Linked DNA regions of Mus musculus: all the other regions are linked to region 4. Evidence: chromatin loops called from intact Hi-C (ENCODE). Cell type or tissue: heart. All regions are shown on one strand. Region 1 holds the start of Tlcd2 (TLC domain containing 2). Region 2 overlaps Smyd4 (SET and MYND domain containing 4). Region 3 overlaps Smg6 (Smg-6 homolog, nonsense mediated mRNA decay factor (C. elegans)). Region 4 holds the start of Hic1 (hypermethylated in cancer 1). Region 5 holds the start of Prpf8 (pre-mRNA processing factor 8). Region 6 has its middle 9.1 kb from the start of Mnt. Region 7 overlaps Smg6 (Smg-6 homolog, nonsense mediated mRNA decay factor (C. elegans)).

Evidence for each region. A loop is a pair of places that touch in the nucleus more often than their neighbours do. Peaks named below come from ENCODE experiments on the same cell type or tissue, not always from the same donor. Only the 100,000 strongest peaks of a DNase experiment are listed, where the experiment ranks them.
Region 1: it touches region 4 in a loop (2.5-fold over the local background); 8 of 42 quality-filtered maps call a loop at or near these places.
Region 2: it touches region 4 in a loop (2.5-fold over the local background); 14 of 42 quality-filtered maps call a loop at or near these places.
Region 3: a loop joins it to region 4, with 7 times the contacts of the local background. A loop is called at or near these places in 15 of 42 quality-filtered maps.
Region 5: a loop joins it to region 4, with 2.4 times the contacts of the local background. A loop is called at or near these places in 3 of 42 quality-filtered maps.
Region 6: it touches region 4 in a loop (5-fold over the local background); 9 of 42 quality-filtered maps call a loop at or near these places.
Region 7: it touches region 4 in a loop (5-fold over the local background); 38 of 42 quality-filtered maps call a loop at or near these places.

The regions. Positions count from the first base shown.
Region 1 is chr11:75,464,612-75,468,611 of GRCm38, reverse strand. It overlaps Tlcd2 (TLC domain containing 2), which reads right to left and starts at 562. Exons shown (of 5, transcript NM_027249.3): 1 at 235-562; 2 at 1-55. The coding sequence starts at 407. Mir22hg (Mir22 host gene (non-protein coding)) reads right to left here. Exons shown (of 3, transcript NR_030711.1): 3 at 1,922-3,305. In heart, CTCF peaks have their summits at 464 and 1,751 (motif pointing left); DNase peaks (open chromatin) are centred at 581 and 3,241; H3K4me3 peaks cover 1,173 bases; H3K27ac peaks cover 1,104 bases.
Region 2 is chr11:75,388,040-75,392,039 of GRCm38, reverse strand. It overlaps Smyd4 (SET and MYND domain containing 4), which reads right to left. Exons shown (of 11, transcript NM_001102611.1): 5 at 813-1,968. Among named protein-coding and RNA genes, the nearest start is that of Serpinf1, 33 kb to the left of the region's middle. In heart, a CTCF peak has its summit at 1,603; no DNase peak of the experiment used is centred here.
Region 3 is chr11:74,944,173-74,948,172 of GRCm38, reverse strand. It overlaps Smg6 (Smg-6 homolog, nonsense mediated mRNA decay factor (C. elegans)), which reads right to left. Exons shown (of 19, transcript NM_001002764.2): 7 at 2,541-2,651; 8 at 1,954-2,166. Among named protein-coding and RNA genes, the nearest start is that of Srr, 20 kb to the right of the region's middle. In heart, a CTCF peak has its summit at 1,619; no DNase peak of the experiment used is centred here.
Region 4 is chr11:75,169,105-75,173,104 of GRCm38, reverse strand. Hic1 (hypermethylated in cancer 1) reads left to right here and starts at 2,850. Exons shown (of 2, transcript NM_010430.2): 1 at 2,850-4,000. The coding sequence starts at 3,586. In heart, CTCF peaks have their summits at 2,431 (motif pointing right) and 3,877 (motif pointing right); DNase peaks (open chromatin) are centred at 634, 2,654, 3,174, 3,934 and 3 weaker places; H3K4me3 peaks cover 3,474 bases; H3K27ac peaks cover 96 bases; H3K27me3 peaks cover 3,728 bases.
Region 5 is chr11:75,485,074-75,489,073 of GRCm38, reverse strand. It overlaps Prpf8 (pre-mRNA processing factor 8), which reads right to left and starts at 2,297. Exons shown (of 42, transcript NM_138659.2): 1 at 1,883-2,297; 2 at 1,281-1,449. The coding sequence starts at 1,982. In heart, no CTCF peak of the experiment used is centred here; a DNase peak (open chromatin) is centred at 2,333; H3K4me3 peaks cover 2,060 bases; H3K27ac peaks cover 1,759 bases.
Region 6 is chr11:74,819,836-74,823,835 of GRCm38, reverse strand. It overlaps a transcript of Mettl16 not described here. Among named protein-coding and RNA genes, the nearest start is that of Mnt, 9.1 kb to the left of the region's middle. In heart, a CTCF peak has its summit at 2,130; no DNase peak of the experiment used is centred here.
Region 7 is chr11:74,979,327-74,983,326 of GRCm38, reverse strand. It overlaps Smg6 (Smg-6 homolog, nonsense mediated mRNA decay factor (C. elegans)), which reads right to left. Exons shown (of 19, transcript NM_001002764.2): 9 at 1,414-1,475. Among named protein-coding and RNA genes, the nearest start is that of Srr, 55 kb to the right of the region's middle. In heart, no CTCF peak of the experiment used is centred here; DNase peaks (open chromatin) are centred at 886 and 1,636.

The sequences.
Region 1 (4,000 bases), 300 kb before region 4:
CCACGGTGGGTGATCATTAATTGGGTCGGTGACCATTTGAGGAAACTGCCACAGCCTGGAGAAGACAAAGAGCTAAGGTCAATTTCTCCCAGACCTAGATCCATTCTCCCACTGGGTACTCCCACCCATCCACAACCCAAACCAGTTCCATTCCAAAAGGTTCCAACTTCAGTCTTCCAGGCCCTCTTTTCCACCCCCGCCCCTCAGTGCTTTGTCAGTCCCCAAGTTCCGCACCCGACCAGCGCCCCTACTCCAGAGAGTAGGCTGTGTATCAGCGAAACGAAAATGTTCCGCCACATCCAGCGGTCCCGAACAGATTTCGGGGTGGGCAGCAGCTGCAGCCCCCAGTGCAGTCCCCGAAACGCCGTGAAGGAAGCGCCAGCCACAAGGAGTCCCCAGGATGCCATGGTCTGGGCAGGTCAGCTAGGTTTCAGTCAGTTTCTCTGATCCTGGCACCCGGTGCCCGGGACCTCGAAGGGGCCCCCCTCCGGCAGAATCGGGATCTAGCTTTTCCACCCTGCTGTGCCTGGGGCTTCCTGGCCTGTATTATCTTTCCAGCGTGCTGTAACTTTTCCTGGCTTGTCCACGCCCCTATCTCTCGGCTGCTCATTGATTGGCGCAGCCATGGGGCCACCTCGGGTGAAGCCATGGAACGGATGGCGTCCCGCTCCTGCTTGGGTTTAGCAGTTTGGGGCTTTCTGGCATCAAGTTCGGCTACTGAGTTCAGAGGCCTTACAACACATTAGAGGTCTTCTCCAACACCACTAGTCTCCGAGCCCCTTGGGGTTCCAGAAAGTCATCTAGTTTACCCCCACCTGACTAGTCTGGGGCTCCGCCCCACTAACTTTCACCTTCTGTTCTGGTTCCCTCATCTCTCACCTACTGGTCATCCTTACCCACAGACCAGAAGGTACAGGGCCAACAGAGCCAACTCCTGAGGGCCCAAATCTTGCACCATCTCACCTTTACCTCAGAGCACGCCAGTCAGGCAGAGCCGAGCTCTGCCCACCTGTAACTTCCTTACATAGTACTACCCAAACGGAACAGCTTATGGGAGAATCCCTTCTTGAGTCCTACCCCCTCCCCCCCCCCCAAACATCACCAAGAAACTTTATTAGGTAGAAGAAGCAAATGGAAGACACATACACCTCCCCTCCCCAGGTCTCAAGTAAGAAAAACAAACAAGCTAAAAATAAGACTCTTCAGATTCTAGACCCCTTTGGCCTTAAGAGGAATATCCTTTCCAACCACAAATCCCCCAAAGAGTGACAGGTTTTGAGCATTTCCCTTCTTTCTTATTCTAAGCCACACCTCCTTAGCTGGCTGACAGTCAGAAAGTCAGAGGAATGCTTCCTGTGTGTAGAGAGTAGGTGGATTCAGACAATTAATGAAGTTCATAGAATTGACTTTAGTGTGGTGGAGCTTGAAAAGGCCCCTGGATATGATTCCTAGCTCCAGTGTACACACACACATACACACACACACACAAGCATGCACACACACACTCAAGAAGCAATAGGTATCCCAAGCAAACATTTTCTTTCACCTGGCACTTGGTGTAGCCCATCCTCCTACAAGCAAATTCTCCAAAATCTAAACATGACAATGAGGACTAGAGGGAGAGATGGCTTTAGTGGCTAGGAGCATTTGCTGCTCTTCTAGAGGACCTGAGTGCGATTCTGAGCATCCACATCAGAAGATCCAAACAGCGTGCAGCTCCAGGGAATCTGATGCCCTCTTCTGGCCTCTGCAGAATGTGCACCCACACTCTGGTGCACAAAGACACATAATATAACATACAAATATATTTTTTAAAAATTACAGAGGGAGTGAAGAGACGGCTCAGAAGTTAGCGCTAGCTGCTTTCAGAAGACAATGTTGGATTCCTGCCACTCACAGGCAAAACACTCATAAAAGAGTAAAAATTTTAAAACATTTATTTGTCTTTTGTATTTTATTTAACATATGAAAGCAATGCACAATATTTAAAAATTAGAAAGACAGAAAAAACAAGGGGAAAATTCACAATTGTACTATCCCACCATACAAAAACAACCATTCTTAACATTTTGAATCCACTTTCAGTGTTTTTTTAAAAAATATATTACAAGTATGCATTCATATTTTAAAAACAGTCACAAACTCATACTTTTCATAATCTTTTTAGTATTCAGTATTTATATTTCCACTCAATTGGATGGTTTTTAAAAAAATATATTACAAGTATGTGTTCATATTTTAAAAACAGTCACAAACTCATACTTTTATAATCTTTTTAGTATTCAATATTTATATTTCCACTCAATTTTTCTTCTGTAAGACTTTGGATGGCTGCACAGAACACCACCATCAGATGAATATAATTTACTTAGGCAAGCCCTAGCTATACATTTTCATGACAGCAGAAAAGGAATGGACTTCCAAACAAACAGCTGCGTTCCATTTTTCTCTATTACAACCCTGAGATGAACATTTTATAACCAAATCCTTATTTTAGGATACATTTCTAAGACAGCAAACTACCAGGTCCAAAGGCATCTCTCACAATGGTTGGTACTGCCACACACAAGGCACAGGAGCCTTCTTCTGGCTTTCATTTGCTTGTTGTATTATGATCAGGGAAAACGGTTTCAGCCACATCTGCTTTCTTTGAATTACTAACCAATGCTTTATTTTATTTTGTTTTATTTTTTGAGACAGTCTCATATAGCCCAGGCTGGCTCAGAACTCATTGTATAGCAGAGGATTACCTTGAATGTAGGCTCCTTTGCCACCACCTCCAGAGTGCCGGGATTGCAGACCTGGGCCAACCTGTTCAGTTTTATGCAATGCAGAAGACAGAACCAGGGCTTGGTGCATGTTAAGCAAACCTACCAACTGAGCTACAACCCCAGTCATAGATATGTTTTCCCACAGTGTTACACATTTGAATCTCTTTTTGAATTTGCTGTGTATTTCCTTTCAGAGGTGGCTCATGCTCCTTGAGGCTGTTTATAGAAACTGCAGGGTAGAGATGGGACCATACTTCCTGGAGGCCCTTCATCTCCCAGGAAGGCAGGTCCTGAGAGGAGATGGCTGGAAGCACGTGTCTTTCACTGAGGCTGGCTGGCTGCTCTCTTTCCTGGTGTTCTCCAGGCTTCTACGTGCCTCTCTGACCAATGTCCGGATAGGCCCTTGTGGTTCCAGGCCAGGTCCTCCACTGTCTTGTGCCTGCCTCTGTTGCTTCCAGGCTGCCCTTTCTCACCTCTGAGGCTCCATGTTGGATGAGGACAGCAGAGCCATGTACCCAGTGCTGGAGGGACACACTGTGGCCAGGGAAGGGAGGAGGAAAGAAAGCAAGCGAGGTCGAGGGAAGGGCAATCTTTGTCGCAATGTGTGAGCCGACTCAGCCTCCCCAGCCCGTCTGCTACAGTCCCTTACACATCCTATCCCTCAGCTTAGACTGCAGTGGGGCTGGATTAGATGATCTAGTCTCCCCTATGACTTTCAGTTTCTCACAAATGGGGAACAGGCTAGAACTCCTCCTCCTGTCAAATACAACAAACAGCCTCCTGTACCCCCTGAACCCATCTTCTGTTAGGAAGACTGGGCCAAAGGTGAACCACAATCAGAGACCAAGCCCATACGTGAGAATGAATCAGGAGCTAGAGGCAGCAGAAGGGACTCATATCATACAACCCATCTCCCCTGACAATTTCTTGCCTGCACAGTATTGAGCAGAGTCTCACTATCCTGGAAAGCAAAGGCAGAAAATAAATGGCAGTGGTTGCTAGAACCCAACCAAGAGCTACAGTTTTGCTTTAGGTGGAGGGAAAGCCTTGGACCACCCATGCATGGTGAGAAGCCAGTAGAGGACTAGCCTCCCACGAGCTTGCCTGGGACTTAACCATAGCCTTTCCTTCCATCCTAATCCCCCTGAGCTGGGTGAGTAGTCAGGGGGTGGGGGAAGGACAACAGTTCATGTGAAGAGCTGTTTCGTTTCCATCCACGAGAAGAGAAG
Region 2 (4,000 bases), 220 kb before region 4:
GGAAGTAAATACTTGCTCCCATGCCTAAGAACCTGAGTTTGATCTCCAAGACACACATGGTAGAAGAGAATTGACTTATGAACCTGTATTATAGTATGTATACCACACACAAAATGAATAAATGTTTAAAAATACTCTAGTTTTAAATTTTTAATTAATGGACTGGAGAGATGGCTCAGTGGCTAAGAGCACCGACTGCTCTTCCAGAGGTGTTGAGTTCAATTCCCAGCAACCACATACATGGTGGCTCACAACCATCTGTAATGGGATCCAATGCCCTCTTCTGGTGTGTCTGAAAAAAGCAATGGTGTACTCATACATAAAATAAATAAATACATCTAAAAAATTAATTTGTTGCTATTGTTATTATTGCTGTTTTTGTTATATTTATTTATTTGAAACAGGATCTTACTATGTAGCCTGGTGGGGATCTCACTATATAGACGAGGCTGGATTCAGGGATCTGCCTGCCTTTGCCTCTTGAGTACTAGAATTAAATGCATGTGCCACCACCACCTGGCTCTGGCTCAAGTTTTTAAGAGACAAGTTCTCATGTAGTTCAGGCTGACCTCAAACGTGCTGTATAGCTAAAGCTGTCTTAGACTCCTAATCATCCTATCTCCACCTCCCAAGCTCTGGGTTCACAGAAATGTGCTCAAAGCTTCTCAATAGCATAATGATATATAAGACGGCTGTGTTTTCCTTTTAGGTCACTGATTTATTTGATGCCAGGCTTCCTTTATAGTGTTTTTCTCCTTAAACATTAGCTCTTGAAATACCAATAATGTAAGTAAAAACCATTTCTGACTTACCTGTGTGACATATGGATGTTATTGCCTGGGCATTACACTGCAGCTGTAGCATGTGTCGCAGCATGGCTGCTCCCCAAACAGTCAAATCTGCACACAGCCCTGGGGTCACTGCTTTCAGCTTAGGGGACTTTAAGGTTTGGGCCTGCACGCTGTCAGCTTTGAGTTGTCTGCACAGTGCGGAGACACTGATGGCACAGATGAATCTGTGTTCTGGGCTATGCTTTTCAGTATGGGGCAAAAGGCTGAAGATAGCATTATAATTACTTCCATACTTTCCATTGACATTGCATCCAGGAATTGGGGGTTCACCTATCTTGCTCTTCTCTTCACTCTCTCCCTGACTTGTGTAATCAAATGCCTTGACCAGATTCTTGCTTTCAGGTAAACAGGTGTCTGTGCTACCAACCTCGTCACAAAGCATCCTTACAACTCTATCAACATCTTCAAATCTGGCTAAAAGAGTCATTCTCAGGGCAACATGGCAGAAGACCCCGAGTGTGAGGAGCAGCCCCCCAAGAGAACACTCTGTGCTATGGTAGAGGTCCCATGCCTGCTGCATACATTCCTGGCTGCAATACTTGGCATAGCTGCAGCTGCCACAAGGTACTGTGGCCAAAGTGTGCTTCAGACATCGGTGACAGTAGAGGTCTCCACTGGTAACTCTGGTATCCCACTTGTTCTCAAGGCAATGATGAGGTCGTGGCATTTCTCCTGGGATAAGGACACTTACAAAAGCATCTTCCTTCACCAGCAGTTCTCCTGGGAGAATGTCTTTTGTGGCAACTAGATGGCGGCCTTTCAAAGGGTGTGTGCATAAGCTGACAGAGAGGGAGGCCCCAGAAATCTGTGTGTTCTCTTCCCCCAGGGCTATATCCTCGAAGGCATTGGTGAGAGCTGCAGGGATGGGTTCTGGGAGAGTCTCCTTTTCTTGGATCTTTATTTTCAGATGCTGGACATTCCTTTGCAGAATCTGGTAAGAGGAAAGCACCAGGGTTGGCTTGGCAGTGAGGCTGCTTTCGAGATCACTGATGGTCTGTCTTGCCTCCTGGAGTCTCCCCAGGTTCACCAGGCATTCTGTCTTACGCACCATCATCTTGGGCTGCAGTCTTTCAGGATACCCATGCATACCTGCTTCCACTATGTCTTTAAGACATGCCTGAAAACAAAAGGAAATTCCAGGATGACCCTTGGTTTCCACTCTTCACTATGTACCGAAGACAGAAAACCATGAGCATGAAAAGGGTCATTAAAAGTGGACAACTTCAGTCGAGAGCTTAGGCCTTAAATTACATCCTGTGTTCTGCTTTGAGATCTTTCCTTTTTCTCTCTTCCTTCCTCCTCCCCTCCCATTCATTTCCTTCTCTCCCCTCCTCCCCTCATTATGCTGGGGATTGATCTCACCTCCTGAGTGACTTTTTAATTGAGTGACACTAATACTTGTTTATAATATTATGTCTGATTTGTCTTATTAAGCAGTCTGGCTTTGTTTGTTTGTTTTTGACACAAAGTTTTGTCTCAAAACTTTAACCCTAAACTTTAACCCATAGAACTCTCTCTATAGATCAGGCTGCCCCGAACCCATAGGCCTGTCTTTGCCTCCTAAGTGCTGAGATTAAAGATTAAGCCTGTCTCACCATGACTGGCTCAATAGTTCCATTTTTTAAGAGGAGAAACGTCTTAGAAAATTAAGAAGGTAAATTTTGCTGGGCTTGGTGACACATCCATTTAACCCTAGCACTCGGCAGGCAGAGGCTATCAGATCTCTGTGAGTTTGAGGCTAGCCTGGTCTATATATTGAGTTCTAGGACAACCAGAACTACATAGTGAGATTCTGTCTCAAAGGAAAAAAAAAAAAGGAATATTCATGGAGTGAGTAAGAGGCTAGGTGTGATCTTATGCAGGCAAGTTAGATTTTTCAATGTCTTTGTTTCTCATCTGAAAGAGAGATGACTCATCAACAGGTCATTTTAGGATGAGATAAATTATATATCTAAAGTGATGAAAGGAACTCCTGGGTATGTTCAATAAATGGCCACTATTATTAGAAGTAAAAGAGATGATCAATATAGGGAGGGGATAAAGGGAAAATTCTTCCTAAGTTTTTCTCCACTTGTCCTTTGGATCTACAGTCAGATTCTTGAATCTTTTTTCATCATTTAGAGAATACTTTGATAGTTTCTGTAATCAAACCCCTGTAGATAAGACTGAATATTTAATACAGTACATTGCTTCTGTATAAATGGAAAAATGAAGTTTAATGTGTCTAGACTAATATGGCTGTTAATTTCTGTACAGTGCCAATTTAAAATGATAAACTGGGATACTTTTTTTCCAAAGTTGACAGCACAGCTAAAGTATACAACAAAATTTATATACGTATAGTCAAATATTAGCTGTGTGCTATGCAGCAGCAGCAGCAGCAGCAGTTTTTCTAGGTTCTGTGGCCATCTGAACAAAATCAGAGACATTCTGCCCACTCTTTTTTTAAAAAAAGGAAAATATAAAATCCCAGATTATTAGATTTTTGTTTTTTAGGTTTTAGTAGCAGCTCTGACTGTCCAATATTGACTATGTAGCCCAGGTTAGCCACAAACACATAGCATGCCTCAGTCTTCTACATGTTAGGAATACAGTTGTGCATCACCATGCCCAGATAGATTCTTGTTCTTCTATTTGATTTGAAGAACACTGAGTGTGAACATTCAACTATTCCAACAGTCCTTAACTCCAGTGTATAACCAATTTCTGTAAAATGCACACATGTGGAATACTTTCCTGTCCTTAAGGACCTCTATCACACATGTCAAACAGCTCATAGGCATCTTCCTGAAATACAGATCTGATTTGTTTATTCTTTCCAGATAGAATTTCTCTATATAGCCCTGGCTGCCTAGACACTCTCTGTAAACTCAAACTGACAGAGATCCACCTACTTCTGCTTCCTGAGTGCTGGGATTAAAGGCGTGCACTAGTGCCTGGCCATAGATCTAATCTTTGTCATTTCCTAACTTAAAATCCACGGATATAATGCTCCACAGTTGATGATGTTGCAGCAGTTAGGGGATGAGAAGAAAGCCACTCACAGTCAGCTACCTCACTGATGCCCCTGGGCAGGGCGGGGCACCTTTACTTTTACACTGCCCATGATGACTTCAGGAGAGCTGTATCATCAGAGGAATAAGCTCAAG
Region 3 (4,000 bases), 220 kb after region 4:
TCTTAACTTGGAAGAAATGATTCAACTCTCATGGTATCATTATTATCTAGCAAGATGCTTTCAAAATTAGTCCCTTTCAGGACTAGGAATGCAGTTTAATAATAGATAGTATTTGCCTACCAAGCACATACCCTTGGATTCCATCTCCAGCCCCCAAACAAGAAATATTCCTTGATCCAAACCACTCTCCTCAATTTCAGTCACCTGTTATCATCTGAGTATCATTACTTCAATGTCCTACACAATGACAAATGCAACAGCTCTAAAATTAAACTCATTATCATTGCCCTAAAACTTGGTCTACCATTATAGTCCACCTTATGAAACTGACCACTAACTACTTGGTTTTGTTTTGCTTAGGGGAACAGTCCTGTAGGGTTTTGTTGTTAATGTTGTTTGAGAGGATCTCATACAATAGCTCATAATAGCCTAGAACTTACTAGGTAACAGTATAGCCTTATATTTGTGCTTAATCCCCCTGCACAGCTGCCCAAGGACAAGGCTTACAGGTATGGTCACTTGGCAATACCCCTTCAATTTCTTTCTTTCTTTCTTTTTTTTTTTTTTTTTAAGATTTATTTATTATATGTAAGTACACTCTAGCTGTCTTCAGATGCACCAGAAGAGGGAGTCAGATCTCATTATGGATGGTTGTGAGCCACCATGTGGTTACTGGGATTTGAACTAAGGACCTTCAGAAGAGCAGTCAGTGCCCTTAACCTCTGAGTCATCTCTCTAGCGCCACCCCTTCAATTTCTAAACCAGAAACCTAGGTGCTACTCTTGACTCTCTTCTCTCTGAGCTCCCCCCATCTAACCAAGCTCTTTGGACACATATCTTTCCATCTCTGAAACCACTTATTGATTCAAATCCTTCTATAACTAATTTGAATTCCTGTCACTGAACCTTTTTTCCCATGTTCTTTCTCCCTAAGCTCCGGAATCTGAGATGGCTAGTCCATTCTACTTCCTTCCTCTCTAGCTAAACTTCCATTCATTCTTCACACTTAAACTGACAAATGACTACTGTGATCGCAGAAAATCAGGTACATACCCCTAAACAAAGTCCAGCACACTTAAGCCTAACTACCTGCTCACTCTATTAAAATGCTACCTTGAAAACAAGGGAAGATGCTATTTTCTGAATCATTAGCCTGGCACACTCTAAGTCATAAGAGGTTACCTCATAAAAGGCTTGGAGATGGTGAGATGGCTCAGAGGGTAAGAGCAATGGCTATTCTTGCAATTCCCAGCACCTATACATTGGCTCAAAAACCTCTTTAACTCCAGATAACAAGGGATCTGACCCCATCTGACCCCCTCCATAGACTCTTATGTAGTGCATATACATAATGCAAGCAAAACATTCATGCATAAAAAATAAACAAATCTAAATAAATAAATAATAAATCACAAAACAGATTAATCATCCTACCCATGTTGCTTTAGTTCATACTCCAAATAGAAAGCTATTCAAGATTAAATACATTATCTCAGCAAAGTACAAAATCTCAGCAAATTCTCATACAAATTGGTGATGCCCAACTCAAAACAGTAAAACAATTTCTAACTCTACATTTACTAAATTCTACAGTGCCACATAGTGGTAAATAAGGGAAGCACATGCCAAAGATAAAGGGATCTGTGAGAACCAAGGAGGCATAAGGGAACCTAAAGTTAGTGGGTCGTACTCTCCAGAGTAAGTGGGGGTGCTAGGCATGGTGGCTCACCCCTATATGAGCAAGTCAGATAAGAGGATTGTCACAAGTTAGAGGCCAGTCTGGGCTACACCGTAAGTTCCAGGCTTACCCGGTATAGAGAACAAGATCCTTTTTCTTTAAATAAATCGATAAATGTCTTAAAGCTGGGACCTGTCTATGCCTCAGCCCCAGCTTGCACGACCTGAGGCAGCCAGACTCTAGTCTGGCTCACTGCATCATTCTCAGGAACTTACATCACTGGGACTCAGGCTGCCCAGACCATTCTCCTGCTCAGAATCCTTCCCAGACTCAGTGCCCTGGGCAGACCGAGAATGTGATGGATGAATCCAAATCTCCAGGCGAGTAGTGTCATCCCCAACATGCCGGAAAGTAGACTTCTTTCCTTTTCGCCACTTATCAGGGCTCATATCAAATTCCTCATGCTGCTTCTTTTCCATCTGTTCAGCCTATACAACAGACACACAAGCTCAGACTCTCCCAGTCAGCCAATGAAAAATTCCTCTATCATCTGTGTCTGCAGGCTAAAGACTATAAAAATCTAAGGATTCTGCTACAGTACCAAAGTAGCAGAGACCACCTCTGCTGCCATATAGATCATTAATTCTGTGAACTAGGTGCTGTGGAACAGGTACGCTCTAAAGGCCCTGCAAGCCCTCCTGAAGATTGATTTCAATATCCGTTCTTTGCAGGGGCCAACTGATAACCCGTCAGTGAAGCCCAGAGGGTCTATGTGAAGATGTGTTTCATCATCTCCTCACACTTCAGCCCAGAGGACATGCATTCTCCTAGGAAGGATAAGCCCACGTGCACTCTTACTTACCTTTCGTTTAGTCTCTTCAAATAAACTCATGAGACTCTCCTTGGCAGTCAGGATAGGGTTGCTGGCTGCTAAACTGCGCATATAGTAATATACAGCATCAAGCTTCCTCCTCTGTAGAAAGAAGAGATACTTGGTCAACTGTTTTGTTTTGGTTGGTTGGTTGGTTGGTTGGTTAGGTTTTTTTTCTCCCTTTAAAAAAATTTTTTTTTTAGATTTATTTATTTACTATATGTAAGTACACTGTAGCTATCTTCAGACACTCCAGAAGAGGGAGTTAAGAGTTCATTAGAGATGGTTATGAGCCACCAAGTGGTTGCTGGGATTTGAACTCAGGACCTCTGGAAGAGCAGTCGGTGCTCTTAACCACTGAGCCATCTCTCCAGCCCATTTTTCTCCCTTTTATAAAAAAAGTACTGGTGATTGAACTTAGGAATGTGTACATACAATGTACATACGATGCATATGCCCTACCATGAACTATAGTCCTAGTCTTTTTAAAAAGTTTACTTTGAGGCAGGGTCTCACTAAACTATCAATCTGGTAGCCAGGAACTTCTGTAATCCAAGCAGGCCTTGAACTTGTGACCCAGTAGCTGGATATCCACTTGTACCACCTGGCCAAGCTCAGCTTTCTTTCTGACACCAGAATACCCAGCTGATACAAGAAACACTTTATCTCTCCTGCCCTGTCCCTCCAACTGTAAAGGACTCCAGCAAGAAGCAGAAAGCAATCCACTCAAAAAGCTAAGGTAATCACACCAGGGAGGTTTCCACGGCCAGTATGGTTCTTCATCTTATATGCAGAGGTACTCTAAGAATCAAATATTCATATGGAAGAAAAGAGAACAAAGAAATCCCTTAAAATATAAACGCAATTATGTTTTGTTTTTTAGAGAATGTCCAACTCTCTTCACATTGGCTATTGTCATTCATTACTCAGTATGCTATAATGAAATCCTCAACTAGACAGACCCAGATTCAAACACTAGCTCATCCAGGATTTGACTGAGACTTTAGGTAACAATTTTCCTAAGATCTCCTATCCTCTTTTTTTTTATTTTGTTTTTTTTAAGACAGGGTCTAACTATGTAGCCCTGGCTGGCCTCGAAGTCACATAGATCAGCCTGCCTCTGCCTCCTGGGTACTGGGATTAAAGGCATGAGCCAACATGCCCAACCTGAAAAAAATGTTATTCTATATATTTCTTTACTGGGGTAGGGGACATGCCTAAGCCACAAGTATATGCTTTAGTATATGTGTGGAGGTCAGAGACAATTTTCAGGAGTCAGTTCTATCCTTCCACCATGTCGTTCCTAAGGACTGAATTTAGGTAATCAGGCTGGCAGGTAAACTGTTATCTGTGGAGCCACTCTGCTGGCCCATGCTCACTTTTAATACAGGAATATTAGTATCCTTGAAGAGTATCTTTAGATTTAGAAATAGTACCTATTACCTATGATG
Region 4 (4,000 bases):
CGGACGGGAAGGGACGGGACAGGGAAGGGGCGTGTGTGGAGCATGCAGGACGGGGGTCCCAAGAAAGCCGCAGGGCCGAGGTGTGCGTCTGTCTGTCGTGGGCGCCCTGGCTCAGTCAGTCGGGGCCATCTAGGCTGAGTCACCGCTCTGCGGACAGGGGAGAAATGAGGGGGCGCGTCTCCTGAGACGCCAGCACCTTCTCCCCACTTTCTTGAAAGGATGGCGCAGGAGCTGCTCAGCCTCGGGAAATGGGGTCGGGGGCTCGGCTCTCCGCTTGATGTTTCTCCATAGTGTCTGCGTCTGCATTTGGGTGCCGGCAGGTGCTGCATAGGGTTGGGTCAGCCGCCGGCCCCTGGTCCACCAAGCTGAAAGGAACCTTCGTCCCTCCCACTCTGCCCCCCATCCTCACTCCGGAGTCCCCCTCCAACCCGCCGCCCCTCCGGTCCCCTCCTCGCCTTCCCATGGCGTCCGCGCATCTGCCCATCTCCGACTGTTGGTGGTCCTTACCTGTCGGGCCGCGTCGCACCAGTGCCGGCTTGCCTCCCGCAGCCCGGCCGGCGCCGCCGCTTTTATAGGCGCGCGTAGTACTCGTGCGGCGGCTCATTCATGCGGCCGCGGCTCCTACACACTGACGCGCTGCCGACGTCAGCAGAGAATTTAGGAAACGGGAAAAGAGGCTATTTATAGTGGCAAGCGGGGAGGGGGGGCGTAGGGGAGGGCGGGACGAAGCGACAGGGAGTTGGAGCGGGAGGAGGGTGCGCACGCGGAAGCAGGGTTGGGTAGGGGAGTACGTAACCCCAGGCTTGGCCTCCAAGGGGTTAACTTTCCGGAACTGCAGGCGACGGGCTGGGGGAGAATAGTGCAGGGAGGGTGAGGCCCCGTTCTGTGTTTATTCACTCTCCCCTTCCGGGGCTTTGCGAGTCCTAGGATCTCAGTTCTTTTCTCCTGGACCGCAGGGGTCCTCCCTTGGCAGCCCCAAACCACACTGCTCATTCCCTAGACCCTACAGTCCTCTGACGCCAGAAGATGCCCCGCGATGGTATCACTCCCATTTGGCCACCGTGGTATCCTCGCTCTCTCCTGGTGTGTGTGTGGGGGGGGGGTGGGGGGTGAGGCAAGAAACTGGACCGGTTTAGGAGGGGAGTAGAGTGCACCTCGGACTTTGACATCTAGGAGCTGGGGAAAGAGGGGTGGAGAAGCCTGGGAGTTTTGGAAGGCTTCTTGACTGGGTCACAGGAGGAAAGGTACCGGTCAGATGGTGGAAACCGCAGAGAAGATCAGGGAGTCTAAGGAGAGTGGTCTGGACTTTAGAAATGAGCAGAAGATCTTCTGTAAGAGTTTGGAAAATCCCTGTACGGAGTATCCACAAAAGGAAGGGCTAGCCTGACAAGTACTGGAGAGCCAACTTGGCAGTGCCCCAGGGGGCACGAGGGGGCCACCTCAGTGGGGTGGAATAGGCATAGGCAGAGCCTGTAAGAGAGAAAATGAGACTAAGGGGGCTCAATAGCTTGGCAGAGGGTGTGTGTAGCTGGGACTCCTTTCTAAAGGAGTCAGAATAGACTAAAGGCAAATACGATATGGAACAGGTCCTCCAAAACAGCCCGATTCTGTCTCCGGGCTCTAAATGGGGTCGTCATGCGTTCACGGAGAGGAGGAAGCTGCACCAGGATGACCAGAGGAGCTCAGGAAGAAGGGGAAAGCAAAGTTAAGAGGAGGGGCATGGTGGTGCGCATCCTTGTACGTGGGAAGTAGACGCCTTTGTGAGTTCGAGGCTAGCCGTAGACTTGAAACTGTGGTGGTGGTGGTGGTGGGGCGTGGAGGAGAGGAGAGGAGAGAAGGGGAGGGGAGGGGAGGGGAGTACACAGTGAAACTTGGGCAAGGTTTATGTGGTTGGCCCCATAGCGATACAACAAGGGCTTGAGTCGGTGGAGAGGGATAGAACAAGAAGGAACTGAAGACCCAGCCGACCTCCTTATGGGTCAACCAGCGGATAAACTCCATTGTGTAAAACACATACAGAGCTTTCTCTCCAGACTCGCACGATCTAACCCCATTAAAAGGAGAAAACATTTAAAACAGAGACATCAGAGACACCCTTGCTTGTGGGAGAACTCAGAGTTGTCAAAACTCATCCCTAAGAGCACTTCTGGGGAGCCTTCTTATCCTCAAACGCTCCGTTACACTTCCGCTTCAGCCCCAAGGCGTATCCCTCGACAGAGATACCAAGGTACCTCTTCACTTCTCCTAGAGCTCAGAAATTGTGGAGTCCACCGTGGGACTGCAGTGTTTGTCTTGTATGGACACTGTACGGAGATACGAAGTAGTAAGTGGATTAGATGGAGGCGGAGCACACTGTCGCGGAAACCTGGTGAGCCTTGAAGACTCTTTGGACCAGAAGCCTAGGCCAGGCATAGAAGTCTCCTGCCAAAGAAACGCAGCCTCTAGGAGGCGCCCAAGACCTTGGTGTCTCACTGGTACAGCTAGAGGCCCGGCCGGCTGCCCCGGGCGAGTGACTCAGCCACTACCTCAAGCGGGGGAGTGGGGGCTCGAAGACAGCGTGGGGTGCGGCGAGCGTAGCCCCCACCCGCCCTGCGCCCCGCGCGGTTGCTAAGCTCTCCAAGGCCTCTGAGAGATGAGATCCCGGGAACCTCATTGGTTACCATAGTAACTCTGAGCCCCAGCCTCTCCGGCTTGGCCACGGAGGATGGCGCAGCCAATAAGAAGCTGTGGGCGGTTTGGGGGGACCCCCCCTATAGCGTGGGCGGGGGTCAGGAGGTGCGGGGAAGAGGCGGAGCGTGGGCCACGGAGGCGCGGTGCTTGCAACGGTGCTTATGCCTCCGCCCCGCTATGCAGGGACATTTCCGGTGAGCACCCAAGAGCTGGTGCACGCTCCCCTCCCTCCTAAAAGAGGAGTCACCAACATGAATGAGCTCTCCCTTGTGTGGCGTGTAGGATCTTTTTTTGAGGGGGTCTCAAGCCGCCCGTTCTCGTGATATCTCTCGAATGGTGTATTGGGGGGGGGCAAACTAAGATCCCTCAAAACTGCTTAGATGGGGGATTGGGGACTTGAGGGGCACGTCGCAAGGGGGCTCTGTCCAGCTATTTCCAATGGAGGGCTCTAGGGTCCTTCTGGAGACCCGCAAGTTCGGGGAGGGCTCTTTGGTAGGACCTCTACCCCGTTTCACGTAGTAGCCTCCGCAGTAGCCCAAGAAGTTGGGACTCCGGGAGGGGGTGGGCGGTCTGTGTAAACATGGCGCGCCCTTGTCACTGCTTGGACAGAGTTTGAGTGTGGACGGTTTATGATGTGCATACTGATAACATGTGTCTGAGGGAGAGTTGGAATGTGTCTCTCTCCACTGAGTCCAAGTGAATAATGGTGTTCAGAAATGTCTAATAAAAGCCGCCCCGCTCCTGCTCCGAACGTATGTACCTTCATCTCACTTAGGATTTCTAAGCTCGCCCTCTCACAGAATACTGTTCGTAGTGTTCCACCCCAACCCCTTTTCTAAGATAGGGTCTCAGGTAGTAGAGGCTGACCTTGAACTCCTGGTCCTCTTGCTTCCAACTCCTGGGTGCTATGCTAGGATGATTACAAGAATGCGCCACCATCCCTGGCTTAAGAGTTCCTCATTTGAAGACAGAACCTTCCCCTCCCCCCCCCCGAATTGGCGCGATATAACATATAAATATGTACTCGGGAGCACTCAGCACAAAACCCCCAGGTTTATGGGACTCCCAGGTCCGATATCTGAGTCTCCAGGTGGGCACATCTGGAAGCGCGCGAACCTGCAAGATCTGCTCAGCTCCGCATCTGCAAGCCTCTTGGCCCAGGTGTGCGCCAGAGGTCGCAGCCCAGCCGCACACAGTCCCCGCGTGGCCGCGAGGTGGCGCCATGGCCGCGGCAGCGTCTGCCGGTTCGGGCCGCTCCAGATAAGAGTGTGCGGAAAGCGCGGAGGGGCTGAGACGCGACCAGGACGCGGGGAGGACGGACCGGCAAGAC
Region 5 (4,000 bases), 320 kb before region 4:
ACACTACCACGGCTGCTTAAGTTATTTTTGTTGTTGATGTTTTATTTTTTAGGACAGAGTTTCTCTGTCCAGCCTTATCAGTTATAGAACTCACTCTGTAAACCAGGCCATCCTCAAACTCAAAGTAATCAGACTCCCAAGTGCTGGGGTTACAGGCGTATGCTATTACCTTGCCCGGCAAGAAGTTGTTGTTATTGTTATTTCTTTTTTTTTTTTTTTTGCCGTCGTACTTTTATTCACATCATGTATTGTTATTTCTATTAATGGTTTTTTCAAGACAGAGTTTCTCTATATAGCTCTGGCTGTCTTGGAACTCACTCGGTAGACCAGGCTGGCCTTGAACTCTGAAATCAGCCTGCTTCTGCCTCTCGAGTGCTGGGATTCAAGGCGTGCACCACCACTGCCTGGCTAAGAAATTATTTTTTGGCTAAGAAATTATTTTTTGCAATAAAACTCTCAAGGTGGGGCTAGAAAGATGGCTCAGCAGTTAAGAGCACTGATTGCTCTTCCAAAGGTCCTGAGTTCAATTCCCAGCACCCACATGGTGGCTTACAACCATTTGTGATGGGATCTGATGCCCTCTTCTGGTGTGTCTGAAGACATCTACAGTACACTCATATAAATGAATTAAATAAATCTTTAAAAAGGAAAAAAAACAAAAACAAAACAAAACAAAAAAACTTCCAAGGCTTCCCCCACATCAATTAATTAACAGGCCAAATTTTTGTATCCAAATGGAATGTTAAGAATCTCTGCAGCTTGAGGTGGAAGAATTAACAGTAAAAGAGCGACCCCAGGAATGAACTATCCTAAACCTCTGAATGATAGTGACCAAAGAGGCATCCAGAATGCCTAGTGTCTTAATTTGAGCTTCAAACAGTTCCACAATACCAGACATTTTACAACAACACCAGCAGGGCAAAGCAAAACAATCAATGGCATAGGTAGACGATCTGGAAACTATCACAGAATCCCAGTGGTCCTAGCCTTACTCCTACAGTCATCCTATGTACAGCCTAGAGCCATGTTCCATGCTGGACACGGTGACATCTGCCTTCAATCCCAGCTCTTTGGAGGCAGAGGCATGGGGATCCCTATCGGTTAAAGGGCAGCCCGGTCTACAGAGCTAAATCCAGGGCAAAAATGCCCACACAGGGAAACTGTCTCAGTTAAAAAGTCACATTCCAAATGCTAGTCCCTCTATCCAGCACTGTCAATGAAGGGGCAGAGGAAGGAAAGAAGTCAAACTCCATATGATATTATCCTGGGATGTTACTCACCCCAAATAGACCCTTTTGTCATGACGGAACTTCCTGTTGGTCATGTCTCCATGGTCTCGAATGATCTTCCTGACATGTTCTGGTGGCATGTCTTCCTTCTGAGCATCCACAAACCCAAATTTCCGCTTCTCTGCATATCGCTTGGCCTGCAACTGCTGCCATTTTCGAGCTAGAAAAGCACCTCAGCTTAAAGGGCTGCACACATTTACCCTAATTATCCCTAACTCTTGCCCTGGGGCAACCCTCGGCATGCTGTGAAGAGAAATACTCACTGCCAAGTATCCTGCCATTTTACTACCCCAAACCACCTGATATTTTTGCTATAGATGTTTTGGGGAGGGTTGTTGTCTAATTCCTACATAGTAATGCAAACCCTATAAGGAAACAGGTTTTATCGTCATTGATGCATTTTACACACACACACGTACACAATAAGCTCCTGCAAAATAACAGGCACTTCCAAACTTTCAATGATTGGACTCAATTTTTAAAAATGTAAATACTGCTAATAAGCACACCCCTGATGACCTGCCTATGGAGGGAAGAAATGAAACCCGCCTACACGTTCGAGCCCGCGCACGCCGTTCCCGTTCGCCTCTCACCTTTCTCCTGCAGCTTCTCCTCTGACATATAATCCGGCAGCGGGGCTAGAGGGCCGGGCACCGGGTTACCCGGCCCTCGGTAAGGAAACACTCCGGCCATGCCGGGAGAATCTGGGATAGAGAGGCAGGCCAAAACTAATGAGCTAGGCCCGGGCCCACAAGGGGCAGATGGAACACGTCCGGAGCCCCCTGGCCTGCACTCTAGCCGGGCTGAGCGCTCGGGACCCGGGCCTGGCGCAGCTCCTCGGGCCGCTCGGCCCACTCGATTACCTTGCGCTCAGCCTCAGACGCCCACCACCCACCTGTCGCCCCTCACTCAGGTAGCGGCTAGGCTCGCAGAGCAATGGCGGAAAGACGACGTCCGCTCCGCGTTCCCAACTCCAGGAAGTGCGCAACCAGGCTCAGAAGCTCATCCAATAGACGCCGAGATGCTCTGATGGATTAGCGACATCTCCAATTGACGTTGCAGCCCGAGCCGGAGAGGCGGGTCTAAAAGCGGATTTCAGGGCGAGGGGTGTGGTCAGGGTAGGCTCACGCCCCGCCTTCTGCCAGTCAGTTTAGGAGCCCTCTCTAATAGATCTGACATTTAATTGGCTATTGATATTGTTCCTCAAAAGCCAAAGCCATACAATTTTAATAAGTTTGCGTACGTTGCACATTTCCCCTATATTTATTCTCATGAATTCAGAGCTGATATGTAGTACTAACTCCTACTCAATGAATCCTTTGTTCTTCTATTCCTTCATTACATTACTGTTAATAGTGGTAACTATGTACCAAAGAGTCAAATAACTCTTGGACCATCCAAGGCAGAAGGAAGGCTGGCAAAAATGTATGATGATCTGGGATGGGAATGTACTTCAGTTTGTACAGGAGGCCCTTGGTTCATTCCATTTCTGGCAATGCATAGACCTGTAGGATCTCAGCACTGGTGGGGGGTGGGGGGTGGGGGTGGAGGGGCGGGAGGTTAAAGGCAGAATAGTCATAAATTCAAAGTCTGGTCCTGGAAAGAGGACTAAACGATTAAGAGCTTTAGCTGTTCTTCTAGAGAACCTGGTGTGATCCCCAGCACATGGTGCCTCACGACTGTCCGAAACTCTGATTCTAGGGGGATCTGAAAACCCTCTTCTGCCCTCTGTAGATACAGAACACACATGGTGCACATACATACATGCAACCCAAACAACCCATATACATAAAATATTTTTTTTTCAAAAAGACATTCAAATTCTTCCTCGGCTATATAGTGTTTACCAAACCTCAAAAACAAAACAAAACAAAACAAAACAAAGAATCATTAATGTTTTGCCTTCATGTATGTCTGCCCACCACGGACATGCCTGGTACCCAGGGAGATTAAAAGAAGACATTAGCTCCCCTGGAATGGAGATAGGTATGATCTACCACTTGGGTGCTGGGAACCTGGGTCCCCTGCAAAAGCAGTAAATCTTTTTAACCCCTAAGCTGTCTCTCCCAACGCCTAAAGATTCTTGTAACACAGCATGATGAGCACTGGCAAGCATAGCATGGTAATCTGACTTCAGGGCGCCAGATTTTGAGCTTAATGCTTGATTATTAGAAGTAACGTACTAGATTTAATGCCTGGAGCTTCAAGCAACAAAATTAACTGAAGAATAAAAATAAAAACCCTGCCAGCCATGATGGTAATCCCAGAACTTGAGAGGCAGAGGCAGGTGATCTCTGTGTTTTCAAGGCCAGCCAAATCTACATAGCAAGTTCCAGTACAGCACAGCCAAGGATCTAGAGAGAGACTGTATCAAAACAAATAATCGTGCTTCTTTGGGAGATGGAAAGGAGATAACCTAGAAAACTTAGAAATGTCTCTGGGGAATTTCACTGGTAACGACCTTCTTCTCTCATTTCTCTTTCCTCTATCTGGCAACGATCACTCTAACGCATGCTATAGACAAGAAAAAAAAATGTTCTGTGTAAATCATAAACCAATAAAGACCTTAGAAGGAAGCTTAGGAAAAAATATAGGAGCAGGACTGAGGATGTAGCTGACTGTAGAGCATTTCCAAGTATTGCAAGGAGAGTCTATATTATAGCCTGACGAGGAAAGATGGATGAGAAGGATTTGACTGCAGCAAAAGATCA
Region 6 (4,000 bases), 350 kb after region 4:
TTACGGAAGGTCTTGAAGCTTCTGTTGCTTTCAGCAGCCACGCAGGGATACGACAACACCTAATAGGGTGACTACATGAGACAATCTCTATGGAAGATGTACTACCAATGGTCAGTTCCTGATCATTTCATGACACACAAGGTGGCTTTGCTCTTGGTCCATAAGCAGTACTCTACAGCTGCCTACCTACCCTTAAAGGTTTAATCAAGGTCTTAACCTTCTCACCTGAGACCAACAGCAGGAGAGTTTCTGACAAAGCTCTACGACTCTCCACACAGTGAGGAGAGGACACAAGTTGAAATGTCATCGTGTCTGAAGTCCCTGCTGTGTCTCAAGTCCCTGCTGTTTCTGAAGTCCCCTGCTGTTTCTGAAGTCCCCTGCTGTGTCTGAAGTCCCCTGCTGTTGAGTCCTCCCGCAGGCAGGGCGCTCTCACGTCTCACTCTCCAGAGGCCGAAGCCCAGTCAAACTGGTGCCCTATATAAGGAGTGGAACAGCACTGCTAACCCAGTGCTGAGAGGCTGCCAAGCTGCGCTCTCCCACTGCTCCCTGCCCTGGGTGAACAGTACCTGGAGTACAAGCTTGCCCTCCTCTGAGCTTACTTCCAAGCCACTTCTGCCAAGTGCAGCTGAACTTCAGCCCTGTACCTTGCTCTCCTGTTCACTTTCCCTGTTGCTAAGGAACACCCATGATCTTCTATCTCCCAAGGAGAGCCTAGAGGCCCTGAGCTTTCTTGCTTGGACTCAGACAGCCAGATAGCCTATATCCCAAAGACATACGAGGTCTTCACTCAGTCACAACATAGTTTCCCAGGGTAAAAGCACAGATTCACAAAGGCAGCATTAGTTGCTCCAACCAGCAATTAAAGAAACGAACCACTGTTTTAGTCATTTGAGTGAGTCACAGCAGATCTTTCCAGAACAGAACAGGATCTTAGGCATGTGTAAGCTCTATTGCTCTGAGTACCCTGAGCCAGGCATTTTAACACTACAGTGGTACCCACACAAGGCACATGGGATGATTAGCACCTTTCAAAACCATTAATGCTTCCTTTAAGAGGCAAAGGCCAATTGTTCTATTAATGAACATGACAAGACTTTACTGAGGAGATGGCCATTCAGCAAATGAAATCTTCAGAGCAACAAACTCCCTAAAAACAATGTAAACACATCCCCTTCTCCCCTTCCTCAGGGCACTCCCGATGGTGCCCAAGACGCCTCCATACTCAAGGAGCAGTAACTAAAGTTTGTAAACAGCATGCAAGGGTCACTGCTGACCCTGACCTTGTACCATAAAGAGACAAAGAGTTTCTCCTTGAGCCTACAACCATACAGGGCTAGTCATATGCACGTTCTAACCTATACAGAAACATCCTTAAGAAAAAAAGGCCCAGCTAGTTTATAGAAACAAACAACAGAGAACCCACACCACTCTTCCTACGAGTAACTTCTCACATGCATGTTAGCCTGCCAATAAGATCACACTCAGAGCAAGATGGAAACTCATTTCTCTAGGAGATCTATCTTACCAGTCCTGGAGCATTGAGCTTTTGACCAGTTACTACCACCCCTTCCCCAGGATCCTCATTAACCCCACAACAATTTAAGAAATAGATCCAGGGCTAGTGAGATGGTTCAGCAGTTAAGAGCACCAACTACTCTTCCGAAGGTCCCGAGTTCAAATCCCAGCAACCACATGGTGGCTCACAGCCATCCGTAACAAGATCTAACGCCCTCTTCCGGAGTGTCTGAAGACAGCTATAGTGTACTCATATAATAAATAAATAAATCTTTTAAAAAAAATAAAAAAGAAGAAAAGAAATGGATCCAAAAGACAGGTCCAATCTGAGTATATTCTAGAGTCAACAGGGGTGTAAAAGAGAAAAACTGCTCAGGCGAGACTAAAAACACAGAACATTTAAAAGGAATCAGGCCAAATAAAGACTGCAGGGAGTAACTGTTATTCTTCCTTATACTCCCATTTAAATTTTTTTTGTGTGAAAATATACCTGCTTACATAAGTACTTCTCTGGATACAACTGGATATTTAAAGAAAATTCCACAGATATGGATATAACTTGATCCACTCTCACAGTAAAGTTCAGGATCATGATTAAAGGATCTGAAGGTGCCCCCGTGTGGTTCCAGAAGAAAAGTGCTGCAAGTTAAGAAAGCTATGAAGACAGACAGCATCTCTCTCACACAACTCCCTCTGCCCTGAACTCACAATGGAGGCAAGAGCAACTCTGACCTCAGCCTGCCTTCCACTCCCCACATGCTGAGCTTACAAGGAGGTCATCACAGCCAGCATTTACTCCCTTCTCTGATAAGGGATGAGGCTCAGGCTGTACAGGACTTGCCCTACACTAACAAAGGCATGGGTTAAATCCCCAGAACCACATAAAACCACATAAGATGGCAACATCTGTAAGCCCAGAAACTGCGCAAGTGGTGGCAGGAGAACCAGGAGTTAAGTGCCTGCCTTGGCTACCTCAAAAGTTCGAGGCCAGCCTGAATGAATGAGACCCTGTTTCAAAACCCAAACAAAATAAAACAAAATGGCCTTGGGCTGCCTTTGCATGGGACTTTCACATCTTTCCACACCTGGCCAGTTACTCCTATTGGACCACAGCAGCTTTGATTTCCATCATGAAATGGAAGGGTTTGTTTTCTAAAATTAACTAATCGACCTGAACACTTAAGGTTAGCACAAAGTCCTCCTCAGAGTTGCCAACTTGGTCTCAAAGTACAGCAAAGCTCTAATGTAGGAACAACTGAGCACAGATGGGGTGAAGGAACCACACTGACAAAACCCAGCAGATTCTAAACAAAAGCACTTTAGTTCTCACTGGAAAACAAGTTCAGCTTCTGTTCCCACTTTAGCTATCAGGAGATCAGAAGCCAATTCCAGGGACCAGAATAGAATTTAAGATAATACCACAAAGATTTAATTTCATATCAATCCACCAGCACCAACACAAACTTGACTCTAGACACTTAAGCAGAGAGTCATTCTATACCACAGCACTTAACTCATTTCTTTAAAAAACTTCTCTTCAATTATAAAGCACATATATGACCAGACCCTCAGATGTCCCTTTAAAATGTCTTCAATGTTGCCAGGTGGTGGCGGCACATACCTTTAATTCCAGCACTGAGATGTCTGTGAGTTCAAGGCCAGCCTAGTCTACAGAGTGAGTTTCAGGAGAGTCAAGGCTACAGAGAAAGCTTGTCTTGAGAAATGAAACAAAACAATGTCATCTCATTAGACAATGTAAGAAAAAAAGGCAATCAAAAATGCAAAGATACTCATAGCTCTAGTTTTTTTTAAAGACCATAGCGATACTGCTCTTGTCAAACGTTTTCAAATTCTAGGAACATTATCTTAGCATCTATACAGCCTTCTCCATTAGAGTCTCAACCCTAGGAACGAAACACAGATGCAGATTCAACTTATCTAACTCCAGTAACAAAGAGTGTTCTCTAACAACTAGACATAATCAAAAGTCAATACTGTGCTGGAAGGGCATTTTAAATGGGCAAAATGTGTAAAAAAAATACATAATTATAAAAACATGAAAAAAATCTAAGCTAAACAAAAAGTACAACAGAAAATTAAACAAAATAATACAACTCAAAATAACCACATACACCTACAGAAAGACCAGGAGAAAACATGAAAATACTATTAGCCGCTAGAAGGCCAATCTCCTAGGTAACTTGTGTGTTCTGCAGTGCTAAGGATTGAATTCAGGGCCCTGTGCATGCTAGGCAAATGTTCTACTACAATTGCACCTCTAGCCATTTCTGTTTCAAAATCATTGAACATCTGCTAACCTATGATGAAACAAACATTTATTATTTATTAAATATCTGCCAGGTTCTCTGGCACTTAACTGCCACTGAGCTCAGAGATCCCAGGATTTCATTAAGGAAACTAGATTTGACGACTGAGGATGCAGCTCAGTTGGGAGAACATTTGCCTAGCACACAGAAGTCCCAGG
Region 7 (4,000 bases), 190 kb after region 4:
AGAATGTTTATTTTTTCATCCACACAACTGTTAAATGAGCACTCAGGATGCAGCTGAGTTAGACAAAGCTTCTTCCACTGGAGCATATGCTGATGGTGCTAGGGAGAACTTAGAAGCAACTAACATACACAGTTTATTTTTCCCAAATAAATTACTCCACACTTATTTCAGATGGTAGAGATTTTTATCTTTTGGCACTTCTCCGATGATCCCAAGTCACTTCAGAATCTAAAATATCCTTAAAATGGCCCTGAGTATCACTCTTGCCCAAAATGATGCCAGAGGAATATAATGTGAAGCACACTTTCACTCACAATCAACAGGGCAATGGCTTTTCAAGCAGGACACAAAGTCTTCCATCATCTTAAAAAAGTAAACACAAAGTATATGGAAGCCGACCTGACTCCTGTCTCCCTGCAGAAAACCTATATAATTACAGGGAACCTTACAAGTTCATGGCATTGAAGAAAAAGGAAAATGCCATAACAGGAGATTTGCAATGTGAAGCCAATCACCTCTAAGGGCAGCTCACAATAAAACCAATATTCAAAAAAGATTGAAAGCCAACAGGAACCCAAGCACAGTGGTACTCTTGGGAATTCCAGCACTTGGAAAGCTGAGGCAGGAAAGTTGCCAAGTTCTAACCCAGCCTGGGCTACACAGAAGAGACCTTGTCTCAAAAACCCAAAGCCAATTGAGCAGTGCACCTTTATAGAAGGGATGCTGCTTCTTCACATTGATGTCCCTTACCCAAGGAGGCCCTGCACAGAGACACTCAGCACACATCTCCTCTGACACTGAAGGCACTGTGCAGCTTTTATATTGCCAGGAAAACTCTTCTGATGCCCAAGAGGAACATTCAAACTCTTCCCAGGAACTCAAGGGAGAAAGCCCTAAGGCTTTGCACACACTGCCTTCCCTGGGGCTTACAGAGATTTACTGAGATCAGCAATGTGGCACAAGGGACTGAGTGCATAGGAAGTTGGATGGGTCAGAAGAACACAGAGGAAGGAAAATGTTACTCTGTTATTGAGGAAAGATTAGGAGATAATTTTTCCCCAAGGAGGACCCCTGGAAGCTGCACCCAAGGATGTAGCACGACTATCTCAGACTTCCTGGGAGTTAAGCAGGAAGACAGAGTCAACAGAACCCAGGAGGACAAGAAGAGGGGACTGGGAAAGACTGTCCTAAAAGAATGGCTTTAGAAAAGAAAGGGAAAAAAAGGAAAGACAAAGATAGTGATATATCTCAAATTTTATGAACACAGTAGGAAAGAGAATGAAGAGAAGGTGGAGGCCTCTAAGAATTCACACCCTGTGCCCTCAGTTACAAACACAGGCTAGTTGCTAACAATATTAAATTCCAAAATGACTTGTAATGTAGGGAAATAAAATAAACATCCTGCACACTTACCCAATCCGGGTAAACAGCTTCCCATGGGCATGGAGAAAACTGAGGATGAACCTTTTGTTCAGCTGCATGGGAAAAAGGGAGAGGAGAAAACAATTAACTTTCCCCAGTTTCCTGTTACTGAATACAGTCCCCAGTGACACAATAACCTGGCCAGGGTCTAAAGGGGTGGGCACTGGGGATGGGAACCAAATGGACATGCCCAAACTCTCACACAGACCCAGGGCACATGCCCAACAGCTGCCTTCCAGCTGAGCCAGGATAACACAAGACTCAGTGAGTGGACAGCACCCTCTGCTGGCAGTGGCACCCTTGTGCAGACATGGAAGCCGTGAATCTGAACTGAGCAGGTTTACAGAGGGTGATGTCTCTTCCTCTCTATAGGATGAGAAGCCACTCCTGGCTCCGTAATAACTGAAATTAAATTCTGACAGAGATAGAGTAACAACAACTTTAGAGAAATTCCTGATCGTACTTATGAACTGTTTTTCTACCTATGTAGGAAAGCAGGCCTCTGACAGCTAAGGTTAAGGTATTTATCACTAAGGCGGCTCTTCCAATACTTTACTGACTTGAAATTGGAGTTCAGTTCTGAATCTGGAGCTGAAGATTAGGGTATCTACAGAGGACAGGCATAAAGTAGGTTGGTGGTGACAACAGGAACCTCTGACTGTTACTCTCTAGTCCCAACAAATGTTCTATGTAGAACCAAGCTGGGAAATGAAATATGGGTTGTTGTTTTGTTTTGTTTTGTTTTGTTTTTAATGTAAAGTGCTCTGGCTTTTTTTTTTTAAAGATTTATTTATTTATTATATGTAAGTACATTGTAGCTGTCAATTATGGATGAGCCACCATGTGGTTGCTGGGATTTGAACTCAGGACCTTTAGAGGAGCAGTCAGTGCTCTTAACCGCTGAGCCATCTCACCAGCCCGCTCTGGCTTTTTAAGTACTAGATACAAATAAAAAATATTTAACATTAGCTAAGTTCCGAATTCAATTGTTAGCCACATGTAGCCTATGAGCCACCAGTTTGCAATCTTGAATCAAAGATTCTACAAAATCTTTCTCAATCTAAACTGAGATAATTCCTTTGGGAAAATAAAGAGAGGGCTGGGGAGTAAAATTGAACTCCAAAGGAAGAAGAGACAATTAAAAAAAAAGATTTATTTGCATTATGTATATGAGTATGCTGTAGCTGTCTTCACACACACCAGAAGAGGGCGGTGGATCCCATTACAGATGGTTGTGAGTCATCAAGTGGTTGCTGGGAATTGAACTCAGGGCCTCTGAAGAGCAGTCGATACTGAGCCATCTCTGCAGCCCCAAGCAGGGAAATTTCAAGACTCAATATCACTATCTCCCCGATGTCCTAGAAACAGTACCCTGTGGTCTGCCAGGAGGGAGGGCTGAAGTTGTTGCCTGCTGCTGAGAGTGGTGCTGCACACAACCCAGCAGGCCGTGGGAGGCAGGTGGATCTCGGAGGCGAAGGCAAGCTTATTCTATAGAGAGCTCCAGGAGAAGCAGGGCTACACAGTGAGACCTTGCCTCAAGACTTTTTTTAAAATTTTAAAGAAATTTTTATTTCAAGTGGGGAATTAACTAGTGGATCAGCAAGATGGCTTGCAGGTAAAGGCACTTGACTCCAAGCCTGGCAATCCGAGTTCAATCTCCAAGACCCACATGGTAGAAGAGGAGGAGCAACTCCCACATGTTCCTCTCTGATCTCCAGATGTACACTCGAGCCCACACACATACATGGACTAAACAAACAGATAAATAAATGTAAAAAAATAAAAGCAAAGAGGATAAAACTATTAGAATAAGGAACAAATTCAATAGCCCTGGGTAGTATACCCCCAAAGAATAAAAACTACTGGGTCATCAGTCTGCAGAACACACCACCAATAAAATTATGGCAGTTCTCTATCTTTTATACAGAAATGAGATGCAGCAATGATTTCAACATCAAACTTGGTGAATAAAGCTTCCATTTTTATTTTTGCCTTTAGTGCATTAATTACACTGAACAGCAATTAAAGAGCTAAATGATGTACATGTAGTTTAAAAGCTCAAGCTAGTTACAGCATGCTTTATCAAGGTCAGGGATAGTGGGAAAGGTTTTACCAACAGCTTTTACCAAAATTAGTAGCAAAACCTTGACCAGAGAATAGCTCTTAAGAGTCTGCAGTAGACTAGAATGGTGTGAACAGACTGGCTTCCCATCAAACAGACTGGCATCTAATTACACACAGATAATTTACCTGGTATAGTCTATCTCTGGCAACTGTCCCAGCCTCCCTAAGTTCTTTCCCCATCCCTTCAGACCTGCTCTTGCTGTAGCCCAGACTGGCCTTGAATTTGCAATTGTCCCACATCCACCTACCTCCTCATTGCTGGGATTCTAGGCAAACACCACACACACCCTGTTGCTTACAACTTTTCCATAGATATGAAATAATTTCAGATAGAAAGGTATACATTATCTATTCCTATTTTAACCTAGTTATTTCACTTCTCACAGCTATCAATCACACAGGTTAGTCCATAAATAGAAGAAATCCTCTATAAGTTGCTTATATTTACATGTAA